Regions from separate parts of the Homo sapiens genome. Here all the other regions are linked to region 2. Evidence: chromatin loops called from intact Hi-C (ENCODE). Cell type or tissue: K562. All regions are shown on one strand. Links, peaks and the distances in the headings refer to the core of each region. The heading gives the core; the rest is flanking DNA.

Region 1 (10,717 bases), core at 964-8,963, 190 kb before region 2:
ATCCCATATCCAGCCCATTAGCAATACACACATATTGTGAAATGTATGCTTTCCTGAAATTCAAGTACTGCTAAAAAGAGAGGGAGACTTTTAAATCTAAAGCTTCCCTCCCCAATTCCATTTCCATATATCTTCTAGGATACTCAAATCTTAAGAATGAATATTAACAACAAGAAGGGTCTGATACTCCTAAAGTCTGTAGTCTTCATTTTTCTCTAGAATCTAGATCATGAAAAAAAAATAGTTACCATGTATTAAAATGCTTACCATGTGCCAGTTCTATTCTAAGTATCATCACACTATTATGTGATGTTATAACCTTCTGAAACAGATGTAAAACTGAGGCACAGGGCAACTGAGTAACTTGCCTGATGCTGTAAGACCAGGGACAGACAGAAATTAGGCTCCAAAGATACGCTCTTTACCCATACAGCATCCAAATGCCCTAAATTAAAATGCTGTAGCTAAAATTTTACATGTGGAACAGGTCTGGGCAGAAGGAAGGGGATGTTCGCGTAAAATAAAAAAGGTAAGGTAAAATCATTCTTTCTCCCTTTGACCTTGCATATGATCCTTTCTGATCAAGGCTGGGGAGGTGATAAAGGCTCTGGTGGTTAAGGAGATGATGTTCCAAAATGCAGAAAGGGGTACTGGGACCCAAAATAGAGGGGGAATTGAAAGACAATTTCTGGCTTTCTCAGCCTTTTTCCTGAGACCACTCCTGTTTCACATGACTCTGCTAGTTAAGGAGGTAAGAATGTATCTGTAATCTGAACCAGGGCACCTGCTGCTGATAGACTCCTACTGCCTACAAGAGAAACTGCAAGCTCTTAGCTGGGCAGTGAGGGCCCCTCACAACCGGAGGGGCCAAGCAGAGCTACTCCCTGCCCTCCATTCACTCCATACCCTTTCATGCCTTCCAGTAACCCCTGCAAATGCACTTCACTTCCAGCAAGCTGCAGGACGCCCGTCAAGTGCCAATTTCTCTAATCGCCTTCCCTACTCCACCCCTTTCCACGGTTCATGGATGCATTTCCACAGCACGCTGCCACATCTCTGCCATGGCGCCAATCACTCTGTCCAGTAATTACCTTCCTGACTGCATTGTGGATTCCTCAAGGGCAGAGACCTTGCTTTCTTTTAGCGTGTGCCTGGTGCCTATGTGTTTGCTGAATAAATGAATGCATTCAGTGTAGGGATGATACATTCATTCAAGTCTTAATCAGGTTAAAAGTTTAGAATTTTAAAATGATACAGAGTATTTTCCAAGCTTAGAGCTTCCATATACCCAGAAGAAATGCCAGTCATCCCCAAGCATAAATTTAAGAAATTAATTTTTGCCTTCAAATACTTCTATTAATATGCAATAAAATTACTGTATTATTTAAGCATTTTAAAGAAGGAAAATATTGAGTAAAAATATTCCAGCCGGGCATAGTGGCTCAAACCTGTAATCCCACCATTTTGGGAGGACGAAGCAGGTGGATCACTTGAGGTCAGGAGTTCGAGACCAGCCTGGCCAACATGGCAAAACCCCAACTCTACTAAAAATACAAAAACTAGCCAGGAGTGGTGGTGCATGCCTGTAATCCCAGCTACTCGGGAGGCAGAGGCAGGAGAATCACTTGAACCCGGGAGGTGGAGGTTGCAGTGAGCCAAGATCATGCCACTGCACTCCTCCCTGGGCGACAGAGAAAGACCCTGTCTAAAACAATAACAACAATAAAAAACCTTAATATTCCAAAAGTTACAAGAGTTTATCATAGTGGAAAAAAGTTACTGAAAAGTGACCTAAATAGTGTTCTATTTCCTGAGCCTCCATAAACAAATTATTTGCAAAATATATCTCAATACAATGTCACTCTGTTAACTAAAATAAGTTCTCTCCAATAGTCTTAGTTATTAAACTTATAAAATACCTGGAAAGCAGTGAAAAGTAATTATTCTTTTTTTTGTGGGGGATGGAGTCTCACTCTGTAGCCCAGGCTGGAGTGCAGTGGCACGATCTCGGCTCACTGTAACCTCCGCTACCCGGGTTCAAGCGATTCTCTTGCCTCAGCGTCCAGAGTACCTGGGATTACAGGCGCGTGCCACCACGCCTGGCTAATTTTTTGTATTTTTAGTAGAGACGGGGGTTTCACCGTGTTGGTCAGGCTGGTTTCAAACTCCAGAGCTCAGGCAATCTACCCACCTCGGCCTCCCAAAGTGCTGGGATTACAGGTGTGAGCCACCTGCCCAGCCGATTTTTTTTTATCTTGTAAAAAAACCAACCTGTAACTTAGATTTATAAAACAGGTGGTGATGCCATATATTCCAGGAGAAGTTCCTTCTGTCTCCTAGCCATTAGACCACCTGGATTATTGGACATAATTCAGCATTCTGGACTCACTACACATAACAGACCCTAATATAGCTGGGGGAAACATACAAAAAAGAGGCCTACTTCTGTCTTTGATAGCTGATTTATAGAAGTTAAAATACAATCATGTTTAAGAAATAGCTGGTATCATATTGTACTACGGAATGTTTTATTCCAGGCTGTTTCACCTTTGTGTGTGTGTGTTTTGGGGTGGGGGGGAGGTGGTGAGAGGGAGTATTCACACATGTGACTCATTTAAAAATCTGAGCACAGGCCGGGTGTGGTGGCTCATGCCTGTAATCCCAGTACTTTGAGAGGCCGAGGCAGGTGGATCACCTGAGGTTAGGAGTTTGAGACCAGCCTGGCCAACATGACAAAACCCCATCTCTACTAAAAATACAAAAATTAGCCGGGCATGGTGGCACATGCCTGAATCCCAGCTACTCGGGAGGCTGAGACAGAATTGTTTGAAGCCAGGAGGCGGAGGCTGCAGTAAGCCGAGATCGCGCCACTGCACTCCAGCTGGGCAACAGAGCAAGACTCCATCTTTAAAAAAATAAAAAAATCTGAGCACGGATTTTTGGGTATTATGGTAATACGGCATATAATTTCAAGGAATACCATGGTCAACCTTATTAACACCCTTGGCCTAAGAAATATATGGCTCTTAAGTTAATCAGAAAGTTGGTGTAGTTCATGGCCTTCCATCTAGTCTAGGGAAACCTGACCATCCCTAAAGAAAGGCCAGATGTTTATGAGACATCACATTTGGGTAATTTTTCTGCCAGTTCACCTACCTATAATAGATGATAGCAAGTTGGAACCAAAATGTCTCACTACAGTTGGTTTATCCCACCTACATAGAGGCAGTGACTATGTAGATAATTGCTTAGGGATACGGGGTTTAAAAGTATATAGTGAACATAAAAATTTTAGCTAGTATCAGTCTCACCTTTCAAGACCAAATTTATACCTACAAAAATGTGTCTATATATTTCTGTGCCAGATATTGGTTTCCCTCACTACGAATTGGTATGTGGGTAATAAACTTTGATTACATAGAATTTGAAAGTTAAGCCAGGCATGGTGGCTCACGCCTGTAATCCTAGCACTCTGGGAGGCAGGGGCGGGCGGACTGTCTGAGCTCAGGAGTTCGAGACCAGCCTGGGCAACATGGCGAAGCCCTGTCTCTACTAAAAAAATACAAAAAAATTAGCCAGGCACGGTGGCGCACGGCTGTAGTCCCAGCTACTCAGGAGGATGAGGCACAATAATCGCTTGAACCTGGGAGGCGGAGGTTGTAAGCTGGAGCGCACTGCACTCCAGCTTGGGTGACAGAGCAAGACTCTGTCCCCCCACCACCCCCACCAAAAAAAAAAAAAAAAAGAAAGTTAATAAAGTTAATAGAGAGTCCAAATACGAATAATCAAATTACTGCTTTAAAATTTTTAATGGGTCTGTTGAAGACAAATGCACAAATGCCTTATAAATGACCTAACAGATTTCTAATGTGAAAAAATACTATAAAAATTGGAATGCTATAGAGAAATACTGAAAAAAATACTGTATTTTGTGACTTTCACTGAAACTAGGACATTTAATTGCAAAAAAAGCATCAATATGAGTCACTAAAAACAGCAACTAAAAATGTGATTATGTACTCCACAGAAAAAATTCCAGATTTAAAAAAAAAACTCATTGTACAAGAATGAGCACAGGAAGAGCTTTAAATAAAAAAAAGTAGAGAAAATTTAAATCATTAAAGATTCTATACACATCTGGTTCCTTGACATAGATGTTATTCATTAAGAGTTAGTGAAAACACAGAATATACTCTGTTTTGATCCTCAGAGAGCAGTCAATAGAGTGAGGTTTAAGAATTCAGCTACCATATCCCAGCATGAGTTCTATTTAGGAAAAAAATGGGTATGCAATTATAGCAGATTGAGTATTTACTACATTCTATGTACTATTCTAAGTACTTTACCTATATAACTCAATGACTGCATACCACAATGCTATGAGGCAGGTACTAGTATCAAGCCCATTTTACAGATGTCGAAACAGGTGCAGAAAGGATAACTATAAGATAACCTCATGACTACTAAGTGGCAGAGTCATAACTCAAATCCAGGCACTCTCTCCAGGACCCATGTTGCTAACCACTGCAATGTGCCCTCTGCACTGAAGATGAGAGTGTTAGAGCTGAAGGGAACCATGAAAGCACCTACATTGTATTCTCCTTCTGTAAACTGAGGCCCAATCACATTGGTCTATGATTCCCCGCTGCTTGCTCCATTCACGACATTCCTTTATCACCTTTTACAGCCACCTTCACAGGAACTTGGGTCATTGCACAAGGCTGATTGGAGATTTACACATTTGTTTTGACTATCTGGTAAGGGCACCATTGCAGTTTTATAACAAACCAGCATTTTGTTCAGTTCTCACATACTCCTCTGTTATCAGAAACCTCTGTGGCGATAATCATATAAAACAATATTCTACGAATATTTTGTTGGACACTCAGAGAATCAAACACTATGTAGCATGGACACTATAATACTGTAAACGTCTAAACAGTTTTAATAAGTAAAATCTCATTCTTAAATGGACGACAGTACTGAAAAGAATACCTTTGAAACAATTTTGGATTTGCAAATTAAATGTTAAGAATAGATGAAAAAGTCTCCAACCCCATCTCAGATGCTGAATCTGATGAATGTTAAAGTTCTTTCAAACTCTGAAACTGAGAGTTTGAATGGCTGCTTCTGTGAAATCATAGTTTCTGGTGCTTTGGCTGATTCACCTAAGTATACTATGAGACAGTGTGCCGGGGCTCTACTTAACCTCATCAGAATACGCTTCCATTATGTGGACAGACAGTAACAGGTGACTCTCAGGTGATAGATAACAGGCAAGTGATTTTGTTAAGAGGTGAGGTGGGAGTGGGGTGGGAATTTGGTTACGTTCCCAGAAATATCAATGATTGTTATTAGTTATAACATTCTAGGATAACTAGCTCATGTTATTAGTTATAACATTCTAGGATAACTAGCTCATCCCTAGAAGCAAGCACTGGGTTTCCTTTTATAGGTGCACAGTGACCTCTACTGGTACAAGTATAGAATCCCGAAGTGCAATTTGCTCCGTAAGTGATTTTCGGAGGCACAACTAAGAATATTTATTCTTTGAAAAGGACACCAAAAAGAAAAGATACAATTTTAAAAATACTTACTTTTTGAAACCTTTTATAATTTTCAATTAATGAGATCTCCTCCTCTACCAGAATTAGACATTTCAATTAAAGTTGTCCATACACATAATATCACAGAATGCAAAGAACTAAACAGTACTTTAATTTAAAAATCCTGCTGCTAAGTGTTATGGTGTCAAAAGTGCTATAAAATATAATTATTTTGGAATAACTCCAATTTACCCAAAAAGTACCAAAGACACCAATTATAGAAGAATTATAGCGTATATTTAAAATTTGCAAAATGCTTTGAAACTTTGCATTGTTGAATGCTAAGTAGCTCACCTTCCCACAGATATTTTGCTTCCTTGATTTTAAAACAATTAAAGTATTGGTTTTCTCTCTTAAATCCCAAAGGCTATCAGAAATAAACTGTAGGTAGGTTTATTACATTTAAAGAAACTTCCAATAGGCAAGTTTTACCTGCATGTGAAACAATGCCAAGTGAGATGCTGACGTCAAAGACAGCCTCCATATATGTCATTATTTGTCATGCACATCAAAATACTGTACAAGAGTTCAAAGGAAAATCAGTTTTTAAAAACCCATGGCAATATTTTTAATTATTGTAGGCTGAAATTATTTCCTTCAAACTGTATTTCCGTAACTTTCCACTGCAGAAAATGAAGTAGAAAAGAATTTAAAATGATACTTTTCAGTGATGAACACTCAAACCAAATTTCATTCCAAGAGCGGGAGAATACAGCATCCTTAATCTTGCCCATTTTGTTTGTTTTAACAAAGTATAATAAAAATAGCTGTGAACTAGTGAGTTAGCCAGTTTTTGCCCAGAATACATGTAACAGAGTTCCTTTTCAAGAAATTATTCATTGCTTAGTAAGAGTAATGAATTGGGAAAAATGAAGACATTTTTATTTAACTTTGATAACTAGGACTTGCATATGTGTATGGCACATCTCACTATTTCTGTTTATTAATTAATCAGCCCATATTTGCTGTACTACATGCAAGGCACTGCTGGGGATACAAGGGTGACAAGGCATAGTCCTTGCTCCTAAGGAACCAGCACTTAGGGAAAATATGACTGCTATACAAGTAACTATAAGAACATATTTTATTTCATTATTTTATTTTGAGATGGAGTCTTGCTCTGGCACCCAGGCAGGAGGGCAGTGGCGCGATCTCGGCTCACCGCAACCTCTGCCTCCCAGGTTCAAGCGATTCTCGTACCTCAGCCTCCCGGGTAGCTGGGATTACAGGCGTGCACCATCATGCCCAGCTAATTTTTGTATTTTTAGTAGAGACAGGGTTTCGCCACGTTGGCCAGGCTGGTCTCGAACTCCTGACCTCAGGTGATCTGCCCACCTTGGCCTCCCAAAGTGCTGGGATTACAGGCATAAGCCACCGCGCCCAGCCTATAAGGACATATTTTAAATAATTCGCCCTTAAAAGATGGAGTTTTTACTAAAAAATGATCTAAACTTTTCATACAACTCCCTACTGCCTCCCTCCCCTACCCCTGCCCCACATAATAATATCTGTAGCCACCTTGTGGGGCCCTGCTTCTGCAGACCTGTAAATGTCTTCTCTTTCCTTTCATATTTTGGGCATCAGATGGGGAAAATTATGCTTCTGGCTCAAGGAATATCCGTATTAACCACTGTTAAAGCAATTGCTGGGCCAGGCATAGTGGCTCATGTCTGTAATCTCAGCAATTTGGGAGGCCAAGGTGGGAGGATCGCCTGGGCCCAGGAGTTTGAGACCAGCCCAGGCAATATAGCAGGACCTCCCCTCTACAAATAATTTTTAAAATCAGCTGGGTATGGTGGTTCCTTTCTGTGGTCCCAGCTACTCAGGAGGCTGAGGCAAGAGAATTGCGTGAGCTCAGGCAGTCAAAGCTGCAGTGAGCTGAGATCATGCCACTGCACTCCAGACCCTGTCTCAACCCCCTACCCCGGCCCCGCCAAAAAAAACAACCCACAATTGCCACCACACAACTCCTACTCAAATAATCATATCAGTAAAATATGTCCTAGGATCACATAGTGAATAGACACATACTAACAGCTTTCAGTAGTGAAAGGTGAAGAGAAAGAGTGAAGCCTCATGGTGAATCCATCAGGGCCTGGCCTCTGTTTTGTACTCTCTACTCTCAGCCTACAGGATAATGCTTTACTCACATAAGGATAACACAGGACACTACAAAAGCAATTTTCTAAAAGTTAACTCTAATTCCCTGAAAACATTCATGGGTTTTAAAATTATAAACATTAAATCACAGCCGGGCATGGTGGCTCACACCTGTAATCCCAGCACTTTGGGAGGCCGAGGTGGGTGGATCACTTGAGGTCAGGAGTTCGAGACCAGCCTGGCCAACATGGCAAAACCCCCTCTCTACTAAAAACACAAAATTAGCCAGGTGTGATGGTGGGCACCTGTAATCCCAGCTACCTGAGAAGCTGAGGCAGGAGAATTGCTTGAACCCAGGAGACAGAGGTTGCAGTGAGCCAAGATTACGCCACTGCAATCCAGCCTGGTTGACAAGAGTAAAACTCTATCTCAAAACAAAACAAAACATTACATCAAGAAATTCCATGTGACTACTGAATCCCTGAGAGTGCTCTAAAATAACATGTCTAAGAAAAGAAAAACATCCTTCCAAACTCTGTCAAGACTGGGTAGAACAGAGAGAACAGGAAACAGCTGAAATGCTCCTCAGTAGAGGACTGGAGCACCATGGGAAACTGCAGATACTGGGTACAACAGAAAAACAGGAAACGTGTTTCTCAGGAGAAAATTGGTTAACTAGGGCCAGGCACGGTGGCTCACACCTGTAATCCCAGTACTTTGGGAGGCCGAGGTGGGCGGATGACCTGAGGTCAGGAGTTCGAGACCAGCATGGCCAACATGGTGAAACCCCATCTCTACTAAAAAAAAAAAAAAAAATACAAAAATTAGCCGGGCATGGTGTCAGGCGCCTGTAATCCCAGCTACTCGGGAGGTTGACGCAGAAGAATCGCATGAACCTGGGAGGCAGAGGTTGCAGTGAGCCGAGATCACGCCATTGCACTCTAGCCTGGGAGACAAGAGCAAGGCTTCATCTCAAAAAAAAAAAAAAAGAAAGAAAATTGGTTAAGTAAATTATGGTTAAGCAAATAGCAGAATATTATGCAGGCATTACAAATGATGTGCAGCTTATATGCTTGGGAAGCATCTAGAAGAACACATGAGGAACTAATAATGGTTGCCTCTGCAGAAGAAGAATTAGGCTGGCTGGCTAATTATGAATTTTTTACTTCATCTCCTTTGTTATTGGTTGAATAAGTTATGATAAACATGTATTATTTTAAAATAAAACAGACAAAAATGTGAAATAAGCACCATTTTGAATGACAAGAAGAAAAAGGAAAAACGACTGTGCTGTAGATGGTAGAAAGAAAACAGGTATTAGGAGATCAGCGTGAGAGATGTTCACGACAAAAGAATAGGACAGAGTACCGAACTTTTAAAATTTTTGGTCAGATGAACAATCTGATAAACTCATTTGTCAAAACAAACTAATATTAATTTGAAAAAATAAAAAATCACTGAATTGAGTAAAGTGACAGCATTTCTGAAAGGAAATAAACCTTTACATGAAAAGTCACTCAGTGTGAGAATGTTAAAATTTTTATATTTTCTATTTCCACAGCTATCCTCACATATTTTCTTGTCTGCTTTAAACAAGGTATCACCCCAAACAGTGTTAACCACTCCAGGAATTAGCAGTGAACAAAACTACATTGTCGTTCACCCATGGAAGCTTTTGTTGCACAAATTTCAAAAGCCTTGTCAAAGGCAGAAACCAGTTAGCACAAAGAATTGATGTCACAGGATAAACAATTTGTACAAATCCTCAAGATACTCGAATGACAAGTTCTGTGCTTAGGACAACATTCTCCATGAGGACAAAGAAGGCAGTAAAACAGTTTCAAGAACCACCACAATTCAAACATGTAACACTGCTTTTAAATGCTGATCAAATGTTAAGGCTCCAAAATGCTATAATTAAGAGATTCGTTTTTTTCCTTTATTTTTTGAAAGCATTGTTTAAAAAACAAGAAAAGTAACTATGTTATCCAATATGAAATTCCACAACATGAATTTTCAGCTTAGCAACTAGTCTAGGTAATGATTAACTGGAATAAGGCAATGACAGGAAGAAAACCCAAACCAGGTGGAGCTGTGGCTACAAACTACAGAATGCTCACCTGCCTAAGGGGGACACAGAAGGGAGAGTCTGGGACCGAAGAGCAAGAATTCCATGTGGACTTGGAGTTCCTGACCATTCAGCAGTCATTCATTTCAGTTAAAGGTAGACTTCGCTCTCGTGAAAATGTGCGTGTGAGTGAGAGTATATGAGGAACCTCAAGAAAGAGAGAAAGATAACTTTTTAAAAATTCCCTGGAAGATATTGGGGTAGGCTAATTTAAAAATCAATAAAAAGAAGCAGAAAAGAAAGCCAGGACAACGAAAACTCCACTTATTTTACAGTTTCCTCTGAGACTGGCAACACATTTTACAGATTACATTCCCAAAGTGTGTGTGTGTGTGTGTGTGTGTGTGTGTGTGTGTGTGTGTGCACGCATTCATGCATGTATGCAACTATGCATTTAAAGACTCAATTTTATCAGCAATGAGAATGATTTTACAATTTTGCTGTCTTTGTGGCTGTAACCTTTACTGAGTCAATTCTCTTATCCACTTTCAAAGACTTATCATCTTGGGAAACTGAAATAGTAATACTCCTAATCTTCTGGCAAAGCTAACCATCAAATGATCAGTAAAGAATTTGCCCCTCATGAGTATATAACAAAGTCAAATTCCTGCACTAGTTAAATTATCTGGCAATGGCAAAATTCTGTTGGTGATTACAAAATGAGAGAAATGTAATAACATTCCAAATAAGTCCTTTAAAATTAAAACTACAAGGAACTTTAAATTAACAATTAAGAGTATGCACCAAGGGAGATGCATCTAATACCACATAACTAATAAAATGAATTGACAGTCCTGAAGGTATGAGCGTTTATCCTTTAAAGGTGTCAAAATGTTTTATATTCAGCTAAAAGATTTCATGCTACTATGACCAAATTTAATGG
Region 2 (10,717 bases), core at 980-8,979:
GTGCCACCATGCCCGGCTAATTTTTGTATTTGTAGTAGAGATGGGGTTTCATCATATTGGCCAGGCTGGTCTCGAACTCCTGACCTCATGATCTTCCCACCTTGGCCTCCCAAAGTGCTGGGATTACAGGCGTGAGCCACCGCACCTGGCCAAGTTATTTCTTGATGATATGTTAAACAAGGGGTGGATTTTTCATGCCTCTTCTTTACGGACCATATAGGGCAACTTCCTGACATTGCCATGGCATTTGTAAACTTTCATGGCACTGGTGGGAGTGTAGCAGTGAGGACGACCAGAGGTCACTCTCATCGCCATCTTGGTTTTAGTGGGATTTGGCCGGTTTCTTTACTGCAAACTGTTTTATCAGCAAGATCTTTATGACCTGTATTTTGTGCTGACTTCCTATCTCATCCTGTGACTTAGGATGCCTAACCATCTGGGAATGCAGCCCAGTAGGTCTCAGCCTCATTTTACCCAGCCCCTATTCAAGATGGAGTTGCTGTGGTTCAAATACCTCTGACACTATCAGTATGAATTCTGCGTTTCCATGAAAAATTTTGCAGTTGACCAATGTTCTTCTCCCACCCTTTAGTCCCCAAGTGTCCTTAACGGTACTCAGGTAAGCCTTCTCTCCGAGGCACAGAGGTATAATGATGGGAAATAGTTACATCTAAAGCCATAGCAGGGTCTTAGGAGGTGCTTTGAGGATACACTTGGATTTTACATCCTTCTAGATCTTCTCAGATCCTCTGTTCCGTGCAACAGACGTTACTAAATTCATACATGTCTGAGACAGTAACCCACGTGCTGGGGATGCAGAGACAATTAGTTCCTGTTGTCAAAGGGGTCACAATCCAACACAGTGGTCCCCAACCCTGGAGCATGCTACTTACCAGGGAAGATTTGAAACACGAATAACGGAAGCCACCTCAATAGCCTTTTTTTTTTTTTTTTGAGATGGAGTCTCGCTCTGTCACCCAGGCTGGAGTGCAGTGGCGCGATCTCAGCTCACTGCAACCTCCGCCTCCTGGGTTCAAGCAATTCTCCTGTCTCAGCCTCCTGAATAGCTGGGACTACAGGCATACGCCACCATGCCCGGCTAATTTTTGTATTTTTGGTAGAGTTGGGGTTTCACCATATTGGTCAGGCTGGTCTTGTACTCCTGACTGCAGGTGATCCACCTGCCTTCCTTCCCAAAGCGCTGGGATAACAGGTGTGAGCCACTGCACCCAGCCTCAACAATCTTTTAAAATAGGTCTTGGGTAGGGCCTGGACATCAGGTTTTTTTGTTGTTGTTGTTTGTTTGTTTTTAAATATCCCCAGTGATTCTGATATACAGTGAGGAACAACCTATCTAGTAGGTAAACTAATACAAAGTTAACATTTTATGGAGGACTGTTTTATGCCAGGCACTGTTCTGTTGTCATATTTTATATTATTTAATCATCCCAACAATCCAATAAGATAATATTGTTACTTTCTTTTCTTTTCTTTTCTTTTTTTTTTTGAGACAGGATCATTCTGTCACCCAGGCTGGAGTGCAGTGGTACGATCACATCTTGCTGCAGCCTCGACCTCCCAGGCTCAAGCAATCCTCCGGCCTCAGCCTCTCGAGTAGCTGGGACCACAGTCATACACCACCATGCCTGGCTAATTTTTAAACATTTTTGTGGAGATGTGGTCTCACTATGTTGCCCAGGCTGGTCTTGAACTCCTGGGCTCGAGTGGTCCTGCAGCCTCAGCCTCCCAAGGTGCTGGGATTACAGGCCTGAGCCACCACGCCTGGACCTGTTGCCTCCATTTTATGGATGAGGACACAAGGCAGGGTCAAGTTTAATGACGTACCTGAGACCACACAGCTAGTATGTGGAAGAACCAAGAATTAACGCCACCGTCTGCTGCTGGAGCCTGTGTTCTTAACCCCTAAGCCCACTGCAGCAAGTCACCTGCCTGACAATGACTTAATTGATAAACTCTTTAATAATGGCACTTTGTTCGCTTTTATTACTATGGGATAGATTTTTACAAATGATGGCAATTTGTAAAACATACTGAGGGGTGAGACGTTGGAGCTGTTGATTCTGACCGTGGTTGAGGAGGTTGGAGAATATTTTACAGGGGAGGAACTATTTAAATTTAACGTTAGGCCAGGCATGGTGACTCATGCCTGTAATCCCAGCACTTTGGGAGGCCAAGGAGGGGTGGATCACTTGAGACCAGGAGTTCAAGACCAGCCTGGCCAACATGGCAAAAGCCTATCTCTACTAAAAACAGAAAAATTAACTGGGCATGGTGGTGTGTGCCTGTGATCCCAGCTACTGAGGAGGCTGAGGCAGGAGAATTGCTTGAACCCGGGAGACGGAGGTTGCAGTGAGCTGAGATCGAGCCACTGCACTCCAGCCTGGACGACTGAGCGAGACCCTGTCTCAAAAACAAAAACAACAACAACAACAAAATCAACAACAACAACAAAAACTTTAAATGATGAGTAGGATTTATAGGCAGAACAAGGAGTTAGAGAGAACAGTTCAAGGAGAAGGGAAGTCCTCTACAAAGGCATTCAGAAGATGTGCACAAACAAGTCCAGATATGTGTTCTGTCTCTTGGGTTGAGCTCTCTGGTTCCTTTAAATCTTTCTTCTATGAATGGTCTATTCTAAGTACCCCAGCCTGCCTAAAAAGTGGTTTTCCTTAGTGCTTTCACCTTTCTCGGTTTACATCTCAAGATATAAAAGTATATGTTAAAAAAGATATACTTTAAATGTATATATATCTTTAAAAAGACATACTTTTAAAACTAAAATGAGTAAAAATTTTTAAACTAAAGTCAGTAAAAATACAAGTAGAAGTACTTGTTGCTGGTCTCGGTCATCATTCAAGATGTGACTGTTGCTCTCAGTACTTGGCTCTGAGAAGCGCCACTTATTAACAGTCTCTACAGTGTTGATAAAGGGGGGTAGGTTTTACTTGCGGTAAAACAGAATCTTCAGGTCGAGCACGGTGGCTCACACCTGTAATCTTACCACCGAGGCAGAAGGATTGCCTGATCCCAGAAATTCGAGACCAGCCTGGGCAACATGGCGAGACTCCATCTCTATTAAAAAAACAAAAGGCAGAGTCTTCATAAGTGGAAATATAAGTTTTAATTATTCCAGCTAAATCATCACAGTAAAAAGATGTTAATATTTATCTCCATACTCATCCTTACCAGATAGCCTTGTGCTCTTGGAATGTCGTATTTGTGAAGTGAGCAAGCAGTATGTAGAATAGCATGAGATAGACCAGTCACCAAAGGTTGTTGATTTCTAGGAATGTCTCATGCTGGTTGCATCTGTGTGTGAACTGGGAAGTTGAGATCGCTTTCCACAGAAATTAAGCAAAATCCTGGAGGTAAGTTGTGGATAGGGATGCTGTAGACTCCCTGACAGCATAGGAACTAGAACTCTGAAGCAAGCCACTGGTGCCTAACAAATTCTTTATAAAGTTGTAGAGTGGATCCATGGGGGCTGACGTGGCCTCCAACGCCTAACATGGTTGAAAAGGCCATGGACTTGTGTTCTGGGTTCCTCTAGAATAACCAAGTCCTCACGTAACCTGGTGTGTATTGACCACCTCTCTTGACCGCTGATCTTGGGGAGCACCTTGCTGAGGGCCAATGGAAAATGCTGGAAGCCATGAGCCCTCCTTGTATCCCTGATCTTAGATGGGTCTATGGTTTTTGGTGGAAGCCATCCAGAAACAGCCTCAAAATCCAGTCTGAGTTTTCATTCCTGTCAATCAATCCTCTTATTTTTTTCCTTCACTACCTTATTTCTAGCAACACATCTTACTTATTCTGTTTTCCCAGAAGATGAGTTGTGTATGAGTTTTGGGTGGACTATCTTGACAACCAAATAGCGTTATATTTAAACGTTTGTGAAAATAATAAGCTTAGCATAACCTGCCTTGACAGATGTGGTATGCCTAGTGAAGTTGCTTAGCTATGGCTCAATCTCAGGATCTGTGGGACTCTAATGCCATCTGCTGGTCACACTGATGGCTGCTGCCATCACTTTCTTGGCCTACTCTGCTGTCTTACTCTATAAGACTAACAGGACCCCATAGTTAGGAGAGCGACCTCTAGCGAGCAGGCCTTGGCATTTTTCTTTTTAATTGAATTCATAAAGGCTTAGAATGCCATTTAGACAATTTGTAATGGTGGGGGGAGGTAAGAGTATAAATATTGAATGTATTCAAACCTGTCAATGATGTTCAACTCTTTTCACTGTGGATAAAGATCTTCTAGATGCAATAGAATTAGATTTTGGCGATTACATCCTATTTTATGGGTGTATCGTTTTGCATTCATGGGCTGTTTGATATTGAAATACTATATAATTTTAGTAGTAAGAGCACAGGATCTGGAGTCGAAGCAGGGTTAAAACAAAGGCTTTGTGGCCAGGCATGATGGCTCATGCTTGTAATCTCAACACTTTGGGAAGCTAAGGCAGGAGGATTGCTTGAACTCAGGAGTTGGAGGCCAGCCTGGCAAAATGGCGAAACCCCAACTCTACAAAAAGTACAAAAAAAAAAAAAAAATTAGCCAGGCATGGTGGTACACGCTTGTCGTCCCAGCTACTTAGGAGGCTGAGGTAGGAGAATTGCTTGAGCTCGGGAAGGCTGGGGCTGCAATGAGCCATGATCACACCATTGTACTCCAGCCTGGGTGACAGAGTGAGACCCTGTCTCAAACAACAACAACAATAGCAACAACAAAAACAACACAAATGCTTTGCCAATTACTAAGTTTTTGCTTTGAGCAGGTTACTTAACTTTTCTGTGCCTCAGTTTCCTTGGCTTAAAATGGAGATAAATGTACCTAAACCACAGAGATTAGAACAATACCCAGTGTGAAGTAAAACACTCAACAACTGTTAGCTATTTGATTTTATTTCTTTGAGATGGAGTCTCGCTCTGTCACCCAGGCTGGAGTGCAGTGATGCGATCTCGGCTCACTGCAGCCTCTGTCTCCCAGGTTCAAGCAATTCTCCCCGTCTCAGCCTCCCAAGTAGCTGGGATTACAGGCGCCCACCACCACACCTGGCTAATTTTTGTATTTTCAGTAGAGACGAGGGTTCACTGTGTTGGCCAGGCTGGTCTTGAACTCCTGACGTCAACTCCTGATCCACCCACCTTGGCCTCCCAAAGTGTGGGGATTACAGGCGTGAGCCACGGTGCCTAGCCCAGCTATTTTTATTAAAACAAAAATCTTGTAGTTTATATCATTCTGGGATAGGAGTAATCTCTGGACCATCTTTCTGGGCCATCTTTTTGTTGGAAGAAAGCTGAGGACAAATGACTCTTGTTCCAAGGATTGGGGAGAGGTTCTGCAAGATGGAGGATACAAACTTGTGCTTGTGTAATCTGGATGGAGAACCCACGGAGACAAAGGTATTCTAGGGGTGTGAATGGGGGTGGTTGTGGCTGTCTCAGAGGGTTTTGTGAGTAGAGATGTAGCCACAAGGATGGTGTTAGATTAATGAAGCGGGGGCAGTGGGAGGTGACAGAAAGCTCAGTGATAAAATCCCGTGTAGTCACTGGATATTGGCTGGGGCTGGAGGAGGCCTCCAGGCTGCTCCATGTGGTCCTTGAGTTGGGGACATGCTCTGCAAGTCCTCAGATATGGTCAACACCCTCTCTGAGCTGCCAGGAAGAATTAGGTATGTGCAAAGAACAAGATATTGAGCAACCCAGTGTGGGACAGGAGGCTACAGACACCGAAGCTGGTCACAGAACTTGATGAACCTTGCACAGTTATCATTTCTGCAAAGCTGGTGGAGTTGCTGTTATGGCCTCGGTGCAGCAGGAATGCAATGGTTTCTGTTGTCTGATGATAGAAATACAGGTTCCAGCTAAGGAAGTCAAACCAGAGTTGGGTTTTTGTGGAGAGATTTTTGATTCCTTTTTAATTTTTTTTCTTAAGGTAATAACAAAATTTAAACAACAAAAAATAGTATAAATAATAAAAACTATAGTCTTTCTTACGCTGTCCTTAAAGATAACCACTTTTAACTCATTCAGCTTTTTGTTCTTTCAGTTTTCTTCACAGGTCTAAGTACTGTGCTAAAATCACTATCTGTAAAGGCATCAATTTAAATAAATATTTACTGACTTTCTGCTCTGATACATGAGTTTTCAGCTCACTATTTTTGTGTCTGTCTTGTAGAGGGTATAGATGGGTAGTGTTGTTTGGCCTGCATGCTGTTGAAAAAACGTTTGAGCCAACATTTAAAGGATCAAGTTAAATAAAAAAATATAGATTTTCCTACTTCTCTTGAAAAATCCTCAAATATTTAAATGAGGTTTGCATTCTTTTATGGCAGCTGTTGACCTGAGCTGAATAACGACTGTCGGTCCCTCAGATTTCCAGTTTCCCCAGATGTCCCCACTCCTTACTGCTCTTTAGTGCTGAGGCTGAGTGTAAATTGACATTTCTCATCATTGGTCTCTTTCTTTTCTTTTTTTTTTTTTGAGATGGAGTCTTGGTCTGTCGCCAAGGCTGGAGTGCAGTGGCGCGATCTTGGCTCACTGCAACCTGCACCTCCCGGATTCGAGGAATTCTCTGCCTCAGCCTCCCGAGTAGCTGGGATTACAGGCGCCCGCCACCACGCCTGGCTAATTTTTTGTATTTTTAGTAGAGACGGGGTTTCACCATCTTAGCCAGGCTGGTCTTGAACTCCTGACCTTGTGATCCACCTGCCTTGGCCTCCCAAAGTGCTGGGATTACAGGCGTGAGCCACCATGCCCGGCCTCTTTCTTTTCTTATAGCAAACAAAATATTTCCCCGTACCCATGTGGGAAAATTACAAATTGACAAAGCAAGTCCAATAGTCTTTCTCACATCAGAGTGTGTTTCATGCATGGGTTTAGCTGCCTGCCATGGTTTGCATTTACATTTGAGACCGTTGGTTGTTCTATTTGCTGTAATCATAACCTGAAGCAATGTACTCCTAACAGTAGGGAAAGTGGGATGCTTCCTCTCTTCATTTTGACTGAGGTGCCAGTAAGATATATGCCAAAATGGATGTGAAGCCAAGTCCTGTATGCAGATTACAAAGGAAATGGTCAACATCCGGTTTAATGACTCTCAAGCTCCTCTTTACCCACTACTTCATGGAGAATATAGAAGCGCTGGAGTGGAGAGGATGAGAGCATTGTTCGAGGAAGGTTTCTTTGGAGAAGGTTGACTGTGAGCCTCATCCACATATCCCACCAAGGGGCTGAGACAGAGATCGCCTGCCTCATTTCCTCAAAATAAGCATGGACTTTCCCTGGACCAAATGGGGAGGCTCCCAAAGTATCCCCGGGGATTTGAGGGACAGAGTGGACTAGTATCTAATTCCTATTCCTATCAAGTCTGAAGGTCAACAAAGGTTAGATGGTGAGCCAGAAAGCAGCTTGGATGATGGAATCCGAGAGGGTGGCTGTTGCGCTCAGGAATAACTGCATTCTCCTCCAGTGGCCACTTAATAGGAGCATGAGTGTTTGTGGACCACATGGCAGAGTGAACCCTGGAGCCACTTAAAGTCCTGCCTAAGAGGACAGACTGGGAATGTGATGGATGCAAATAATCAGCCTCCTTGTTAAGTGAGTTGCTAGAGGACCAAGGGTTGAGTGGAGAGAGGTCAGCTGAAGGTGACGCACCACTCACATCCTAGGTACTTCACCCAGAGAGACCCTCCTGGGTCAGCCTCTGCAAGTGCCATGAAAGAAAGAGACAGTTTTAGGCATCTACCAGAACCTGTTGGGCAGTTATAACAGTGGTAAGTCTATTACCTGGCAGTGAACAGAAATGTCACGGGATTAGTCCAAGATGTCATCTGGAGCAGGAGAAGTGGAACATCACTGAAGACATTTGCAAGGAGCAATGGAAAAATAAAGCACATTTTGATCACATCCCATGAATTGTGCTAATTTAGCATATTAGTAACTTGCTTTTACTTTTCTTTCTAGAATCATCACAGGTCACTTTATAAAATGAGGCTATTAGCACTTCCTCTCTTCCTCGGAACCGCTGCCATCTGCATTTAACTCCTGAAATGCCAATGTTAAAAACATAACATAACTTCTGTAAGCATTACTATGTCTTTAATGTCTTTTTGTTGTTGTTGAGACAGGGTCTCACTCTGTCACCCAGGCTGGAGGGCAGTGGTGTGATCACGGCTCACTGCAGTCTTTACCTCCTGGGCTCAAGGAATCCTCCCACCTCAGCCTCCTGAGTAGCTGGTGTGCCCAGCCAACTTTTGTATTTTTTTGTAGAGACAAGGTTTCATTATGTTGCCCAGGCTGGTTTCTAATTCCTAGGCTCAAGTGATTCACCCGCCTCGGCCTCCCAAAGTGCTGGAATTACAGGCGTGAGCCACCGCGCCCGGCCAATTTTTGTATTTTTTTATAGAGACAGGGTTTCACTATCTTGCCCAGGCTGGTCTCTAACTCCTAGGCTCAAGTGATTCGCCCGCCTCAGCCTCCCAAAGTGGTGAGATTACAGATGTGAGCCACTGTGCCCAGCCTAATGTTTATACCTTGATGAAAATATTCCTGATTTTGGCTAGAAGGGTATAGTTTGTAGCAGACCATGCTCCCATCAAGGAAATCTAGAAAAACCAGATATAATATCAAAAACATCTGCTGGAAGGCACTGAGGCAGTAAGGACTCAAGGGAAGAATATTGGAGATAAGGGTGGGTCACTGAGATGAGCGTCACCCTCTGCTTGCAGTTTGATCCCTGAGTCAATGCCAGTTCTTGGCACTAACAGAGGTTTCGAAGTTGGTTAGAAGGTGAATGCTAAGAGGCATCAAAGTGGTAGAACTTCCATCAATCTCACGAGGCACAGGAGGTGAACATTGGAGTTTTGGGGCTGCCAGAACAGCTGAGACTTGAGGGTACAAACTCCAGGGAGTGCAGAGAAGTAAGCCCAGTAAAGGCTGCATACCCATTTCCTCCTTGGGGCCTCTACTGATTCTTAAGCTGAACAAGGTTAGAGTTGGAGAAATCGAACAGAAAAGGTTGAAAAGCAGAGTGGAAGCCTCATGGCACTGAGGTAAGGAGTCAAAATTTGGAGCCAAGGAGGAAGTGTTCTAGTAAACACACTAGGCTTCATTTGCAGGGCTAACTCCTAGGAGTGGGTTCAATTTAGAGGAAGGCTAAACCTTAAAAAGATTGCAAGACAGCTTCAAAGCTCTATGCACTGAATGTACTGAGGTGATGTACACCCACTCCTGCTGCCTGCCAGAGAATAAGGAGAAACCTCTTGATAGAAGATAACATCATCCAGAGCCTCTGCAGTTTTTCTATAGAATGTCTGACATTCAATAAAATGTTGCTGACTGGGCGTGGTGGCTCACACCTGTAATCCCAGCACTTTGGGAGGCCCAGGTGGGAGGACCACTTATGCCCAGGAGTTCAAGACCAGCCTGTGCAAGATGGTGAGACCCAGTCTCCACAAAAAAAGGAAAAAGTTAGCCAGGCATGGTGGTGTGTGCCTGTGGTCCCAGCTACATAGGATTCTGAGGTGGGAGGAGGATGGCTTGAGCCCAAGAGTTCGAGGCTGCAGTGAGCCATGTTCATGCCACTGCATTTTGCCTTGGGCGACAGAGCAAGACCCTGTCTCAAAAAAAAAAAGATTGTGATTAATACATAGAAAATATGGAATTGAATGGTTGCTTTAAATTGGAAGTATAACTTACATAGAGAAAGGGGCACAAATCTTAAGTGTGAATTTTACATATAATAAAATTTCATAAATGCATATACCTTCCTAACCAGTGTGAAGATCAAAATCTGGAACATGTCCGGGACCTCAAAGGGCTCCTTCCCTGCCTGTCTCATCTAGTATTCCACCGATGGAGCAATTATTCTCACGCTTATCACCTTGTATTAGTTTTGCTGTTCCTAAGCTTTATTTAAGTAGAATCATACAGTATGCACTCTCTTACTTTTGACTTCTTTCATTCAACATTATGTCTGTGAGATTCATAGTTCTTTCTACTGACAGTGCAGAATATACCACAAATTCTTTGTATTAATATTCACAATTTATCATTTTTACTCTTGGTAGACATTTGAGTTGTTTCCAATTTTAGGCTATTTTAAATAAAGCTTCCACTAGCTTTCTTGTACATGTCCTTTGGTGGACACAAGCACTCCTTGCTGCTCAGCGTATATTTGGAAGTGAAATTGTTGCATCAGAAGGGGTATGTAGATTTAGCTTTAGAAAGTACTGCCAAGCATTTTCCAAACTGGTTGTACCTACTTATGCTTCCAAGAGCCATTTAAGAGAGCTCCAGATGCCTAATTTTCTTACCAAAATTTGTTATTGTCAGTCTTTTTTTTCTTTTTGAGGTGGAGTTTCGCTTTTGTTGCCTAGGCTGGAGTGCAGTGGCACAATCTCGGCCCACTGTAACCTCCGCCTTCCGGGTTCAAGGGATTCTCCTGCCTCAGCCTCCCCAGTAGATGGGATTAAAGGCACCCACCACCACGACCGGCTGATTTTTGTATTTTTAGTAGAGATGGGGTTTCACCGTGTTGGCCAGGCTGGTCTCGAACTCTTGACCTCAGGTGATCCACCTGCCTTGGCCTCCCAAAGTGCTGGGATTACAGGCGTGAGCCTCTGCGCCCAGCCAATTGTCAGTCTTTAAAAATTGTAACTATTCTGTTAGTAGATAAAAGGTACTGAATT
Region 3 (10,717 bases), core at 1,542-9,541, 250 kb before region 2:
GCCAAGAGGCTGCAGAGCAGGTGGAAACTGCTAATGAAGTTTCCTGGCCAAAGATGATGTTGGGGTGGGTCTGTTGTCTTCCCCCACACCTGGGATCCACTGGCTCACCCACTCTGTGACTGGGGCTCCCAGGAGGCCCAGTCCCCTTCTCCCTGGAGCCTCTGCTGGCCCCTACACTAAGCTTCCCGGCACCCCCATCCCCATCCTGGAGATGGCCTGCTGTGATGACAGGACTGGTTCTAGAAAGCAGGGCTCGTTCCACATCCTTCTTACACTAACTCCATCTTTTCCCTGGGAGATGCTCGCAGGCTCTGCAGTTCAGTCAGGTTTTGTGTCTTGAAGTCTTCAAACTTCTTCAGACAAAAACCTCATGAAGTAAGCGCTGGGGGATGTTATCTTCATTTCACAAAAGAGAAAGCTGAGATGCAGAGCGGCTCACCAAAAAGATATTTAGTCAGTAAAAGCCATTCCAGTAAGTTATGAGAAAAACCAAAGATATGCCATGAAAGTTTGAGGAAAGCACATTCCAGAGTGGCGGTTTCCCCCTCTGTAAAAGGCAAAGGCCCATCCACGCTCCCACAACGGCCATCGCCATTTCAGAATCTGAAACAAAATGTGCTTCCCAGCTCTTTTCTTGCATAAAATAAACAGCACCACGTTTGAAATCATTATGTAAAATTAACTTCAAAGAAACAAGAAACACAGCCTAATAAAGGGGGGGGAGTTTCAGAAGTACCATTTTCAGAAGTACCATTCTCTCATATCCAACCCCCACCACTTTTCCAACTGAATGCAATTTTTGCCCAGAGAGCAACTTTGTCTGCAGAGACTACCCTATACTTGGGAAGGAAGAATGTAAGTAACAAGGTGCAAGCATCAGCATAAGTTGCAACTTCAAAAGGAATATAATCACCGTTTCTGTAAACTCTCCCTTCCAGATAAACAACTGTGTTCCCAGGTTGAAGATGAGTCATGTCCCATCCCCAGAGTCCTCCAAACCACACATTCCTCTTCCTGTCCCTGGCAGTCATTTGCATACATCCTAACCTAAACCAGGGCCGCTTATAAAAGAGCTTGTGTTGAACTTTCTTCTATTTAATTCCAGTGCTTTCTTCCAGCTACCCAATCTGTATGTAATTAAAATCATATTGCAGCAAATGTTGAATGGTATGAAAAGTTTTACCATATGTATACAATTGACTAGTTGTAGAATTTGGCATGTCTGCAATGATCCCATTAACAAGGAGCGAGCCTGGCTTATTTTGGAGTGCACGTTATATGCTTTGGATAGGTTCTGTTTTTAACTTGTTCTAACACTGCCCGTGATGTTTAACCCTTTGTTAGCGGTCAACAAGAAGTGTTCCTGCATTTCAACAATGAGGACCACTGTACCCTGATCAAAACCTCAGGTCAAAAACAATTTGTCTAGTGGAGGAAGTTTCCTTTGAAAAATTTCCATTTTCTAAACTAAAATTAGCCTGCTCAGTCTTGACAAAGGCTGAGCAGATACCATCAGAGCCTCTGGGATCAAGCTGAACCGAATGGAGAAAATACAGATGTAATCATCGCTTCCAAATACTGAGACCCAGGGTGCTCCTTGAAGCTTGAAAGAAATGATTTTAGGACAAAAAGAGGAAGTACTGTACTACTGCAGATAATAAGCATTTGAAACTTATGTCCCAAGAGGTAGCAGATAAACTATAAATAAATTCAAGAAGGAGTTAGCAAAGGTCATGCTGAAGATCTACCTTTGAGGAACATTCCTGACATTCTGTGACTGACACAAGGGAAGGAAAACATCTTTCCGCCTCATCACCCTCCCCACCCCACCCACCTTTCCCACACAACAATTGAAAAAACTGGGGCCTTTGTCAGAGGAAGAATACAAGGTCAGATAAGCCTTTGGTCTGACTCTCTGGGTCAAGACTTGATAAAATTTGTAGATAATAGAGCTGACCAGTTGCAATTTTGCTTTAAAGACATTCTTCAGTAAAGACTGCAGAATGAGTTGAAGTCTTTCTCAACATGTGCCATGAAGAAACATATGTTCTTAATCTGTGGGTTTAAAATTGTTTTAGAATTACATCGATGAGACATATCCTCAAAAGAAAAATCAGGCCACCAACCCCAAACACAAGAGTATAAGAGCAGTGTAGGATAATACTTCTTTCTAGCTTAACGTCTTACAACAAATCTGTTGTAAAAGTTCTTTAAAAAGGAACGTTCATCTGGAGCTTAAAAATATGCATACAGGAGATTTGACAGAGGGTATTAGTTTCTCGCTACAGGCAGGAGCCCCACTAAGCTGATCTGAGGATACAGTAAAGGCAAAGGTACGCAGCACCTCCAGGAAAGGGAGGTGGAGAAAGAAATGCCTTCATTACATTCATCAGATCAAGTTCTCAAATCAGAATTCAAATCCTCAGTTCTCAGTGCTGAATGTTAAGCCACGGAACGTTAAGATTAGAAAACCGCCAAATGAACCTAAACAATTCATCCCTTAAAAAGGAGATGGTATTGTGACCAAACTTTCTTCTTTAAAGTTGGGTACCTGGGTCAGGTATGGTGGCTCATGCCTGAAATCCCAGCACTTTGGGAGGTCGAGGCGGGTGGATCACTTGAGGTCAGGAGTTTGAGACCAGCCTGGCCAACACGATGAAACCCCAACCCTACTAAAAATATCAAAATTAAAAGAGAAAAAAAAAATTAGCCTGGCGTGGCGGCACATGTCTGTAATCCTAGCTACTTGGGAGGCTGAGGCAGGAGAATGGCTTGTATCCAGGAGGTGGAGGTTGCAGTGAGCCGAGATCATCCCACTGTACTTCAGCCTGGGCGACAGAGAGAGACCCTGTCTCAAAAAAAAAAGGAATTGCTCTGAGACCAGTCCAGACAGTGCTGCCTCCATCACCACGCATGGCTTAACTGACACAGAAACACAAGATGCTTTCACCTAAACAAGGCCTCTGTGTTACCCAGACAGAGCGTTCACAATGTGGGAAGCCCCCATTTTCTCAGCCCCGGAAATCTGTTAAATCCTATCAATGCAGGAAATTGAAAAATTCTCTTCTCAGGAGATGGTTAGGCTGAGAACTGATAAGTGGTGCGGTGAGGGGAATCTGCCTGGAGCTAGGAGGATGAGGCTGGTCCTTGTGTTTCCATAATCCTATTAAGCAGTCCTAGCCGAATTTAATCTGGTCCTGAAGTGGATGGCTGGAAGATAATAGGTCTTGGACTTTAAGTGTCACTTAACTATATAGGTAAAACTCTAATCTCTGCGCTCAAGGGCCCATCAGTGTAATCAAACTGAGGACTCTCAGAGGAACCTGCTTCCCCGGCAGCCTGGGGTTGTAGCAAACGGTAGTTACAAAGTGCTCCTTGGAGATAGGTGCCTTATTTGAGTGGAAGCAATTTACTCTGTTCACTAGAAACTCATCCTGTCTAGACGACAGGGTTGATCTCAAGTGTTGGAGTAAAGAGGAAATCCTCCATAACTTGCTTGCCAAGGTAAAGACTCAGGTTCACCCTTGGAGTAACTGTAATCAATCTCAAGACGTCCTCTGGGTAACAAAGGATGCTGAGACAGCTGCTTCTTCATTAGCCAGGAACACGAAGTAGAAACCATCGTGAGCAGAGTACCCATTAGCTGACTGCAGCTCAGCCCCCACCATGGATGGCCAATTTAGATGAATAAATGTGCTTTTGTCTAGTTGTTCTATCAATTACTAACAGAGGGATGTTAAAATCGCCAACTGTGATGGTGGATTTATCTATTACTCCTGTAAATTCTGTCAATCTTTTGTTTTCTTTCCTTTTTTTTTTTTTTTTTTTTTTTTAAGACAGGCTCTCACTCTGTTGCCCAGGCTGGAGTGCAGTGGCACAGTCATAGATCACTACAGCCTCAACCTCCTGGGCTCAAGAGATCCTCCTGCCCCAGCCTTCTGAACAGCTGGGACTACCGGAGCGTGTTGCCACGCCCAGCTAGTTTTTAGTTTTTTGTAGCAACAGGGTCTCACTATGTTGCCCAGGCTGATCTTAAACTCCTAGGCTTAAGCGATCCTCCCGCCTTGACTTCTCAAAGTGCAGGGATTATAGATGCGAACCATGGTGCCTGGCCTGTCAATATTTCTTCACGTATTTTAAGCTCTATTACTGGACATACACAGTTTTATGCCTTATATGTTCCTGGACAATTGTCCCTTTTACCTCTGGTAATATCATCCTGAAGTCTATTTTATTGTATATTAATATGGCCATTCGAGCTTTCTAAAACATACTGTTTGTGTGACATATTCCATCTTTTTTCTTTCAACTTATCTGTATTTATATTTAAAGGCAGCATAGAGTTGGGTTTTTATTTCTGCAGCCTAACAATTTCTGTCTTTAAATTGGACCGTTTGGTCAATTTATATTTAATGTTAACTACTGATGTGATTGCATTTAAGTCTGCTGCTCGAATTTATTTTTAGTTTCTCTCATCTGTTTTTTAAATTCCTCTGCTCCTTTCTTACCTTCTTCTGGATTAATTAAACATTATTTAGAATTCCATTCTTATTTCCCTATTGCCTTTTAGCTGTGCCTCTTTGTATTTTTTTTAGAAGAGTTAATATGATATTTATTTATTTATTTTTTAGAGATGGAGTTTCGCTCTTGTCGCCCAGGCTGGAGTGCAATAGAGTGATCTCAGCTCACTGCAACCTCCGCATCCCAGGTTCAAGCGATTCTCCTACCTTCAGCCTCCCAAGTAGCTGGGATTACAGGCGTGCACCACCACACCCAGCTAATTTTTGTATTATTAGTAGACACGGGGTTTCACCATGTTGGCTAAGCTGGTCTTGAACTCCTGACTTCAGGTGATCCACCCACCTCGGCCTCTCAAAGTGCTGGGATTACAGGCATGAGCCACCTCACCTGGCCCTAATATGATTTTTAAAAGAACAAAAACAAATACCCTAATACCATCTGCCTCAGGATATCAAATCAATATATTAAATGATGTAATTGGTTATCTAGAAGAGCTGAGAATTCTCCCACCGTCACTCCTACCAAGTCCTTAAAAATAGAGAAAAGCAATTCTTCTAGCCCTTCTATGATTCTATACAGGAAAAGAATTGAGAGGTTTTTCTTTAATCTTTATAAAAATTGAAATCCCTGAAACTTCACAACTTCCATCCTAAAGACTCAGATTTCTGCACTTCTGTTATGTTTCCTCATGGCTCTTCCATGAATTTCCTCTGTACTCATGCAGGATTGCAATGCAGTCTCTGAAAATACTCTCCAAAATCAAGTGTCAGGCCCGGAGAGAACTAAACAACTCTACGGCTTGCAAGGAGCGCCCTCTTGAGGTAGCCTTTATACAAATGTTGAAATCTGTATGCTTTGGCTGAATTCACACTTCCAGCATGGCAGGGTAATAAAATCAATCAATCCAGAAGATACACCAGCTAAATTACGGATGTAAATATCTTCTTATTAGAAGTGAGTTCTAACTCCTGAAAGTCAAGATACTCTCTAGCAGAAAAAAAGCAAAAGCAAAAACAAAAAACAAAACAGTGCTTCACTAAATGTATTCCTTAAATATAAAGTAATACAAAGCTAGAAATACACTAACAATCAGAAATATAATATGATTCCAGCATTCTGGTGCTCCTGTTCATTTTTGATATTGTTCCTTATCTTGAACACGAAAAGGTAAGCTTTCTCCAGGGAGACAGCTGGTGGGTGTGGATGTGTCACACAGTGGTCAAGAGAAAGACTCCTGATCAGAGGCACCAGAGCTTCGAGACTGATTCTGACACTTCCCAGTTTGCGTGAACCTGGGGAAGGTTTTTGTTTGTTTGTTTTGAGAGTGCAGTGGCACAATCATAGCTCATTGCAGCCTTGACCTCCTGGGCTCAAGTGATCCTCCCACCTCAGCCTCCCAAGTAGCTGGGACCACAGGCACACACAACCACACTAGGCTAATTTTTCAGTATTTTTGTGTGGAGATGGAGGTTTCCGCCATATTGCCCAGGCTGGTCTCGAACTCCTGGGCTCAAGTGATTCACCTGCCTAGGCCTCCCAAAGTGCTGGGATTACAGGTATAAGCCACCACGCCTGGCCTTGGGGGAAGTTTTTTAATCCCCTTAAGCCATGTGCAAAATTAGGGTGATAAGAGAATCTACTTCAGAGGGTTGTGAAGAGAATTAATAAAATGCACACAGAGCCTGGAGCACAGGACCCAGTGCAGAGGGAGCCTTTGTGCGTGCTGGTGCTACTGATACTATCTATGCTTGTAAGACTCTAATGGGGCCAGGCGCGGTGGCTCACACCTGTAATCCCGGCTCTTTGGGAGGCCGAGCCGGCAGATCACGAGATCAAGAGTTCGAGATCAGCCTGGTCAACACAGTAAACCCTTTTCTCTAGCAAGAACACAAAAATTAGCTAGGCATGGGGTGGCGCACCTGTAATCCCAGCTACTCGGGAGGCTGAGGCAGGAGAATCGCTTGAACCCAGGAGGCAGAGGTTGCAGTGAGCTGAGATTGCACCACTGCACTCCAGCCTGGGCAACAGAGCAAGACTCCGTCTCGGGAAAGAAAAAAAAAAAAGACTCTAATGAAGAGCAGGACACCAATAAAAAGAACAAAAAACACTAAATCTGCTCCTTGTGTCCCTGATTATTACACTCTTTCAACTTTAGAAAAAAAATTCATTTTTTTCTTTTTTTTTTTTAAACCATCATTCAGGACGTTGTATGCTAACTTAAAACAACAGCAAATTTAAGGTGTTGTGCATATGACACTTGAACAAGCACAGTCCAGAGGATGAGTTGATTAAGTCACTTGCCCGATTTTCATGGTTCAGCCAAAGCTACCCGCACAGTTCCAATGCCCGCTCTCCGCCCTAAGCTATGGTGAGGCTGCCTGTCTGACTTGATGCTGGAAATGTGGAAGGACCATGTTCTGTTGAGATTGGTGATCTTGTTCCAAACTTCCCCTAACTACCAGCCTGGCATCAGAACAGAGGTCATGCTTACACCTTTGAACCTGCAGCCCCCGAGGTAATGCTGTTGCAAACCTCTCTGGTCAGCTCTGAGTCTTCTATTTGTTTTTGTTTGTTTGATTACTTGTTGGGCTTAGGTCTCCACCTCTGCCCAGAACACTGAAACGGCAAACAAAGCTGGGAAACTGGCAGGAAAGTCTGCAAGACTTGAACGATATTGGAGAAACACGAAGGAACAAGAGGCAGAGAGCTAATGACCTTGTTTTCCAACAGATGCAATGGTGCTGTTAGGAAAACACCCAAAAGGAAGCACCCACGTGGGAGGATGGAGATTATGACAAGACCGGAGAAAGTCATGGAAGGTCAAACACCATCGGGCAGTCAGGAGTTGTCTGGAAGTTCCAGCAGGGCACGGCAGAAACAACTTTGCCCAGCACCCTGTGCACTTGGGCAGGGCAGGCCCGGGGGAGAGCTCAGGGCCACCACTGATGCTTCTTCCCCAAGTGTGAGCTGGGGAACATCAAGTCACACAGAGCCGTAGGACAAACCCCAAGCATCCTCCCATAGCCTCGATTTTATTTAAAAATTCCTAGGAGGTGCGGTCGGAGAGTTAAGTAGTTTGATATAGCACAAATCATGACTTGTATATTAAAACAAACCTATAGGTAGGAATAAAGGGTAAAGTTCATACATAGTTTTATGGCCACACAGGGGTTTGTGATAAAACAGGCTATTTCATGCTTTTGGCAAATCTCTGCTGTGCCCTTGGCCCAGAGGACAGGGGATTTGTTTTTCTCCTTTGCCAGTAAGAGTAACTGGGTGGGGGCTGGGTGCAGTGGCTCACGCCCGTAATCCCAACACTTTGAGATACAGAGGGAGACCCTGTACCTACAAAAAATTTTAAAACTTAGCCAGGCACCAGGCATGGTGGCACGCACCTGTGGTCCTAGCTGAGGTGGAAGGATCGCCTGAGCTCAGGAGTTTGAAGCTGCCGTGAGCTATGACCTAGCCACTGCACTCCAGCCTGGGTGACAGAGCGAGCCCCTATCTCAAAAAAGGAAGAGAATAGAAGAGAAGAGAAGAGAAGAGAAGAGAAGAGAAGAGAAGAGAAGAGAAGAGAAGAGAAGAGAAGAGAAGAGAAAAAAGAAAAGAAAAGAAAAGAAAAAGAGAAGAGTACCTGGGTGGGGAAAAAGTCAGAACTGCTGCTCTAAAACATCAGAAAGCCCCCCATCTTAGCTGTGTGGTTTTGTGAAACCTCTTTGAGGCTTACCTATTGACCATTCCAAGTGCTTCTGTATCCCGAACCCAGTTCAACTGACTAACCATTACAGCAGTAACATTAACCGTGTTACAGTGATGCAGAGCCAGAATTGCCCAGGCATGGGCAAAGGGAAAAGTTTAACCTCCTGACTGTTCCCACTACAAGCCTGGCAGACCCGCTGCCATGGCATCACCTGGGACTAGTTAGAAAGGCCACAGAGGCTCGCGCCACCCCAGATCGGGGAACAGACTTGAGCACTGCTTGCTGTCCCCTGGCCAGTCAACTCGCATTAAAGCTTTATCTTTTCTTATCATCCGGTACCATCACATTGGCTTCTGTGCGAGAAGCAAGCTCCGTGCTGGGTAACCCTTCTGACATGCAAGTCTTCACCTAGGTAGCAGGGATGCTTGGGGGACATGTAGAAGCTTCCAGAGAGTACCAGATGTTGTCCCATGTGGGGAATCCAGACTACCCCCATGCCCTTGCTACAGAGCAGGCCACCAGCCCCTCTACTGAGAGTGGCTCAGCCGGCTTTAAAGGTGAGCCGACTTGGAGGCGCGGCAGGCTTACAGGGTAGAGGGGAGCAATGTGCTGGGGACCAGCTGGACTTCTCTCTCCTGCTGAGGATGAACCACAGCAGGAGACTGCGTTATCCCACCTTCCTCTTGGGACCTGGGAAGGACTGGAAAGGTCCCAGAGGTGAAAACAGAAGCTATGCATAGCATTTCCCAACAGCCTCACCACAGCATCTTTTCAGATCTTGATCTACCCTGGATAGGAAACTTAAAATGGAAGGTGATAAGCCAGAAGCTCTTAAAATTAGGAACGTGTTACTCAAAGACCCCCTTGGCTTTTGTCTTGGCAGATATCACAGCCACCTTGAGGAGTTTTCATTAGGATTGCTAGTGAGGCTTGTGGAAATGCTGTCTGTGGCCTCCTGAGGAAAGGAGGTGTGTGTGTGTGTGTGTGTGTGTGTGTGTGTGTGTGTGAGCATGAGAGAGAGAGAGAGAAGAGGTAGTCTGAAGTTCAAAAGCACTGGCAGGAAATACCAAGTTCTATTTTTAAAAAATTAACTTTCAATAATTATAGCTGACATCCTATGAAATAGGTAAATATAATTATCCCTTTTCTTATCAGAAAACTGGCACTGCAGAGTTCTTTTCTTTTTTTTTTGAGACAGAGTCCCACTGTGTTGCCCAGGCTGGAGTGCAGTAGCATGATCTCAGCTCACTGCAACCTCCACCTCCTGGGTTAAAGCGATTCTCCTGCCTCAGCCTCCTGAGTAGCTGGAATTACAGGCATGCTCCACTACCCCCAGTTAATTTTTGTATTTTTAGTAGAGACAGGGTTTCACCATGTTGGCCTGGCTGGTCTCGAACTCCTGACCTCAGGTGATCCATCTGCCTCAGCCTCCCAAAGTGCTGGGATTACAGGCGTGAGCCACCGCGCCTGGCCTCAGATTTCTAATATTAGTGCTCTTCCCCAAGATGAAGTGTCTGACTCCATAGAGCTCAACTGGGTCTGACTCCTATTTAAAGTCAATAGAAATCTATTTTGAGAGCAAAGATTTTAGATCAAGGTCCTCTTTCAATTTATAAGTTTTAAAAAGCAAATGTTTTTAAATTGCATGTGTATTTTGATACAGGAATAATTGGAATGACGGAAAACCTTTTGGCCTCAGCAGGTCACACTGTGTGCTGTGTTGTCACTATCCTGAGTCTGAGAGGTTGGGGGAGCTGAACAAAGGGAGGGGGAAGGGGGATCAAACAGGAGGGGAAACTGCAGACGTCCCCAGGGAAGGAATCTTCTGGAGAAAATCTCTTCCATGGAAAGGAGCTTAACACAGTACGAGGGGAACTGCTCCCTGGCTTGCTAATGCTGAGGACAGCAAGACCCAGCCCCCCACTGTGCTCAAATGCTGCTGGAGCAGCTGCAGGCGAGAGTCAGATCCAGAAGCTTCCAGCCCATGCCTCCAGCCTGGAGAACACATGTGCCTCCCAACAGAGAGGGATGCCTAGGTCCCACTGCAGGTGTTCAGGGATGGAAACCCCACTCCATCCTGACCCTGCTTTCTAGTTTTCCCTTGGTGATCCTCAGAGAACACACAGCACTTGCAGGGGAGACCCAGGTTACCTGGCATGCCTCACCCTGTCCTTTCCTATTCTGTCTATTCCATCCTGGCTCTTATCAGGAGTCTGGCCCATTCCTAACAGGAGAGCAGCTATCATGTATTGAGTCATCACCGTGCTCCTAGCACTGTGCTGAGGGCTTTATCTAACAAACCTCATTGGCTTAACTCTTGGCAGAGCTTCCATCTCTGCATTTCCCTACATCACCCCTGACCAGTGCATCAAAGGGATACCATGCGCTCATCCCCCTGGCTCTTCAAGACCCCCCAGATGACCACCACAGGGCCCCTTTGCTTTGATGACTACTTCCTTGTCTCAGAAAACGGCGCCATGCCCAGCCCGTAGGAAA

Evidence for each region. Peaks named below come from ENCODE experiments on the same cell type or tissue, not always from the same donor. Only the 100,000 strongest peaks of a DNase experiment are listed, where the experiment ranks them.
Region 1: a loop joins it to region 2, with 3 times the contacts of the local background. A loop is called at or near these places in 13 of 110 quality-filtered maps.
Region 3: a loop joins it to region 2, with 6 times the contacts of the local background. A loop is called at or near these places in 22 of 110 quality-filtered maps.

What each region holds. Positions count from the first base shown.
Region 1 is chr6:154,863,008-154,873,724 of GRCh38, reverse strand. No RefSeq gene overlaps it. Among named protein-coding and RNA genes, the nearest start is that of MIR1273C, 15 kb to the right of the region's middle. RefSeq lists silencers at 9,656-9,950, 10,183-10,383. In K562, for the core only: a CTCF peak has its summit at 5,467 (motif pointing left); a DNase peak (open chromatin) is centred at 5,454.
Region 2 is chr6:154,669,109-154,679,825 of GRCh38, reverse strand. No RefSeq gene overlaps it. Among named protein-coding and RNA genes, the nearest start is that of SCAF8, 59 kb to the left of the region's middle. In K562, for the core only: a CTCF peak has its summit at 4,068 (motif pointing left); a DNase peak (open chromatin) is centred at 4,055; H3K27me3 peaks cover 653 bases.
Region 3 is chr6:154,923,147-154,933,863 of GRCh38, reverse strand. No RefSeq gene overlaps it. Among named protein-coding and RNA genes, the nearest start is that of TIAM2, 67 kb to the left of the region's middle. In K562, for the core only: a CTCF peak has its summit at 5,327 (motif pointing left); a DNase peak (open chromatin) is centred at 5,333; H3K27me3 peaks cover 649 bases.